Linked DNA regions of Homo sapiens: region 2 is linked to region 1. A link is an interaction called in ENCODE POLR2A ChIA-PET data of the cell type or tissue named here. Cell type or tissue: Panc1. All regions are shown on one strand.

Region 1 (2,500 bases):
GAGTGCAGAATTAGGTATAAAACAAAATTGCGGGGCACGGTGGCTCATGCCTATAATCCCAGCACTTTGGGAGGCTGAGGTGGGTGGATTAACTGAGGTCAGGAGTTTGTGACCAGCCTGACCAACATGGTGAAACCCCATCTCTACTAAAAATCCAAAAAAAAAAAAAAAAAAAAAAAATTATCTGGGCATGGTGGCAGGCACCTGTAATCCCAGCTACTTGGGAGGCTAAGGCAGGAGAATCGCCTGAAGCCATTGCACTCCAACCTGGGTGACAGAGCAAGACTCTGCCTCAAAAAAAAAAAAAAAAAAAAAAAGTGCTAGTCCAGTAATAGCAACAAAGTATAATAGGATCGCTTAGAATAAAACATTAGTAATACTAATTCGTTGCAGTATCCTTATCTTCTGGATGATGCCAGTTTCACAAAAACAAAACAAACCCTGAGAGAGTTGAAGAAATCCTGAATCTGTGAACTAGCCCATGGCCTGGAGTTTCTTAAGGTAGTGCCTTTTAAATATAAATATAAAGATAAATATATATATATTTTTATTTATTTTTTTTTTTTTTGAGATGGAGTCTCACTCTGTCGCCCAGGCTGGAGTGCAGTGGCTCGATCTCAGCTCACTGCAAGCTCCGCCTCCTGGGTTCATGCCATTCTCCTGCCTCAGCCTCCCGAGTAGCTGGGACTACAGGCGCCTGCCACCACGCCCGGCTAATTTTTTGTGTTTTTAGTGGAGACGGGGTTTCACCGTGTTAGCCAGGATGGTCTCGAGCTCTTGACCTCGTGATCCGCCCACCTCAGCCTCCCAAAGTGCTGGGATTACAGGCCTGAGCCACCGCGCCCTGCCAATATTTTCTATTGTGATCTGTAGTGTAACAGACAGTAGTGTTCATGAAGTATACTACACACTCGTTTACATTTCTCAGCTTTCTTTCTTTTTTTTTTTTTTTTGAGACAGAGTCTCACTCCGACACCCAGGCTGGAGTGCAGTGGCGCGATCTTGGCTCACTGCAACCTCCGCCTCCCAGGTTCAAGCGATTCTCCTGCCTGAGCCTCCCAAGTAGCTAGGATCACACGCATGCGCCACCATGCCCGGCTAATTTTTGTATTTTAGTGGAGACGGGGTTTCACCATGCTGGCCATGATGGTCTGATCTCCTGACCTCGTGATCTGCCTGTCTTGGCCTCCCAAAGTGCTGGGAGTACAGGCGTGAGCCACCGTGCCTGGCCTCAGCTTTCTTCACAGTTAAAAATTGGAGGCATGTGTCTATTCTGGTCAATGGCCCATGAGAGAAAGTGATTGGGTTGTTTCTGTTTCAAGGCTCTTAACCCTGGGTAAGAGTTAGTATGAGTCCTCTGTGCTCTCTCTAGAAAGATTTTAAACCTAGAAGTAAAGACCATCAAGATGGAGTAATTGAAGGATATATAAATATTACATTCTTGAAAATCTGGAAGACAACCACCAAGGAGAGCAAGCCGACTTTATGGGACTTTATGGGAGTGACGTATGACATGTAAAATACTTTGATGTTAAGCTATGCTGATTAGGGGTGGGGGTGGGGAGGTGTTACCACAATTTCACCTAGTGTAGCTTATCCAGACTAATTCATTCTTTTTTCTTTTTCTTTTTGGATTTGGAGTCTCACTCTGTTGTCCAGGCTGGAGTGCAGTGGCACAATCTCTGCCCACCGCAACCTCTGCCTCCTGGGTTCAAGCGATTCTTGTGCTGCAGCCTCCCGAGTAGCTGGGACTACGGGTGCACGCCACCACACTCCGCTAATTTTTGTATTTTTAGTAGAGACAGGGTTTCACCATGTTGGCTAGGCTGGTCTCAAACTCCTGACCTCAAGTGATCCGCCCATTTCGGCATCCCAAAGTGCTGGGATTACAGGCGTGAGCCACCACACCTGATGCAGACTAATTCTCACATACAAACAAATGCATTTCACATCTTGACTGTGTGTGTATATGTGTGTTTGTGTATGTATATACACACATATATAACTGAACCAAATTTAAATATAATATCCTTGCTATTTCTGATTTACCTAGTATTTTCTGTTCTATTTAGGAAAATGATTATACTTAATTTTACCACACCCTAATTGGTCTCCACCTACAATGTGAAAAATACTGTCTTAAGTTGCCTCAGATGCTGACTGTCTATAAACAAGTTTCTGGAGTGTCCAATTATTTAGAAAAATAATTATAAGTTTTACAATAAATGCATTGCTACAATGAAAATGAAATGGAAAATACAAAATATTTCGTCTTGTAAAATTAAATTATGGCTTTTTTTGCAGTATGTTTCTATTAGGTGCATACATGTACATACATGTGCATACATATATGCATGAATATTTTTAGATGTTCTGCAAAACTGTTGATTCCGCTGCTCTGTAAGTTTGCACTTTATCACTCCAAAATAACTCCATTAAGATCGCGGCCGAGATCTCGCCACTGCACTCCAGCCTGGGCGACAGAGCGAGACTCCGTCTC
Region 2 (2,500 bases), 99 kb after region 1:
ATTCCTTTTCTGCCACCTCTCTACTTTTACATATTTGATCATAAACCCTACCACTTTCTATTTAGATTTATGTCCCTATCTGTCAGCTTTCTTAGATTGTGATCTCTTTGAGGAATGGTACTATGTATTGTCTCTGTCCTGTGTGCCTTGCACATAGTAGATGTTCTGTGAATTTGTGTGTGTGTGTGTGTGTGTGTGTTTTGTTTTTTTTGTTTTTTTTTTGAGACAGGGTCTCACTCTGTCATCCAGGCTGGAGTGCAGTGGCATGATCTCAGCTCACTGCAGCCTCTGCCTCCCAGGTTCAAGTGATTCTCCTGCCTCAGCCTCCCGAGTAGCTGGGATTACAGGGTGTGCCACCATTCCCAGCTAATTTTTGTACTTTTAGTAGAAATGGGGTTTCACCATGTTGACTAGGCTTGCTTATTTATTTAGACAGTGTCTTGCTCTGTTGCTTAGGCTGCAGTGCAGTGTTGTGATCTCGGCTCACTGCAACCTCCAACCTCCTGGGTTCAAGTGATTCTCCTGCCTCAGCCTCCTGAATAGCTGGGATTACAGACACATATCACCAAGCCTGGCTAATTTTTTTTTTTTGTATTTTTAGTAGAGACAGGGTTTTACCACTTTGGCCAGGCTTGTTTCGAACTCCGGACCTCAAGTAATCTGCCTGCCTCGGCCTCCCAAAGTGCTGGGATCACAGGCATGAGCTGCCACTCCGGGCTCCCTGTGAATGTTTTTTGAATGAGTTGTATGTGCTTAACCTTAAACGCAACTTTTTTTTGAGAATTTGAATTGGGAAGAAATCAAAATAATTATTCTTATATGTTATACTAGCTAGTTTCTTTGTGATTTGCAATTATTTTGAATATGTTGTATTTGAATAAACTAATAAACCGACAGGATAATACTGTGTTGTTTTACCTACATTGTGTCTAAAAAAGAAAAAAAAAAAGAGATTTATAATTAGTTAACCATTGAGGATATTAGCGTAGTCCCCTAGCTAGTATTTGATCACATTTTCTTAGAGCTAGGAACTGATACTTAGAGTTGAGCTTCAAACTCAAGTCTTTCTGACTCCCAAACTAATGATCTTTCTAATTCTATAAAATACTGCTGATTGAAGTTTAAATGCTTGGACATCTGTAGTCAGTAGAAATAATGATTTTAAGTCTGCTATTTAAAATGTAACCACAATTATTTTACTATTTGTAAAAGTATTAAATTGGATTCAATAATTATGGTATATTGCTCTTCTTGTTGAGGGGTAGATGCATGTTGGCACGGTGGGAACAGGTTGCTTTTTGTATTGTGAACAATAAATGGGCCTACAGATGATATGAGTTACTTTAAGATTAATTCAGATTTATCAATTGCTAGAATTATTTTTTTCCCCATGATTTGCAGGAATACGTTTACTATGTGGTGGTCATGTATCATTAAATGGAATTAAAAATTATGTAAGTGGGCTGGGCATGGTGGCTCATTCCTGTAATCCCAGCAGTTTGGGAGGCTGAGGTGGGCAGATCGCCTGAGGTCAGGAGTTCGAGACCAGCTTGGCCAACATGGTGAAACCCCGTGTCTACTAAAAATACAAAAATTAGCCAAGCATGGTGATGCGTGTCTGTAATCCTGGCTACTCAGGAGACTGAGGCAGGAGAGTTGCTTGAACTCGAGGTGGAGGTTGCAGTGAGCTGTGATCGCGGCACTGCACTCTAGACTGGGTGAGGGAGTGAGACACGTTCTCAAAAAAAAAAAAAATTAGTAAGTGAAGTTAAAAGTCATGTGAATGGATTAAAATTATGTCTTGGGGTTTTTTTTCTGTTGATATTATAAAAAAAGTAAAATATATCCCTGTCACTTTTTTCTGTTTTACCTCTATAATTTGATAGCAGTCTTTGTTATAATTAAATTATTGTTTAGTCGTAATGGTGCATTGGGATGCACAGTATCTTAGGCAGCCCAGCAGGACACATTGGTTTTGAAAGCTCTTATCTTTCTTGCACTATTTGAAGGCTTTAAATGGTGCAGTAAAATTAAAATGTCAAGTCTGTGGATCTATTCAATTTCATAAGCGAGGACAGTCCTGACGGTCAGCTACAGTATCAGGGCAGGAGCTGCATTGTCTGGCCTGGGAACTCCACAGCTGTTAATCATGCTGTTGTTGTAGGGTGTCACTGCCATGTGTTTCTTGATTGAAGGAAGGCTACAGTGTTATGTCTGCCACCAGAATCTTTTAGTAATGATGAAAAACTACTGACCTCCTTTCATATGGTTTCATTAAAGTCTTTTCTGAACTACAACATTGAGGAATATACTCTTGCTGAATATAGTACTTAAAGGATCATTTGTGCAGAAATTGTAAATTTTTCATGTACAAAATCAAATTTCCTAGAAGTAGTTCTTTTATAAGGCAGTCTTTTTAATTTATACATTTATGCTTCTTTGTTTTTTCCTTTTAATTTGCACAGTCACTAAATTAATGATACTATATTTTTATTATCTT

The links. ChIA-PET counts read pairs that join two places held together with the same protein. Peaks named below come from ENCODE experiments on the same cell type or tissue, not always from the same donor. Only the 100,000 strongest peaks of a DNase experiment are listed, where the experiment ranks them.
Region 2: POLR2A ChIA-PET joins it to region 1 with 14 read pairs; 5 of 35 experiments call an interaction of 5 or more read pairs at or near these places.

The regions. Positions count from the first base shown.
Region 1 is chr6:99,570,056-99,572,555 of GRCh38, reverse strand. It overlaps the pseudogene TSTD3. Among named protein-coding and RNA genes, the nearest start is that of CCNC, 2.6 kb to the right of the region's middle. In Panc1, no CTCF peak of the experiment used is centred here; no DNase peak of the experiment used is centred here.
Region 2 is chr6:99,471,477-99,473,976 of GRCh38, reverse strand. All of the region lies in intron 9 of USP45 (ubiquitin specific peptidase 45), which reads left to right. Among named protein-coding and RNA genes, the nearest start is that of USP45, 43 kb to the left of the region's middle. In Panc1, no CTCF peak of the experiment used is centred here; no DNase peak of the experiment used is centred here.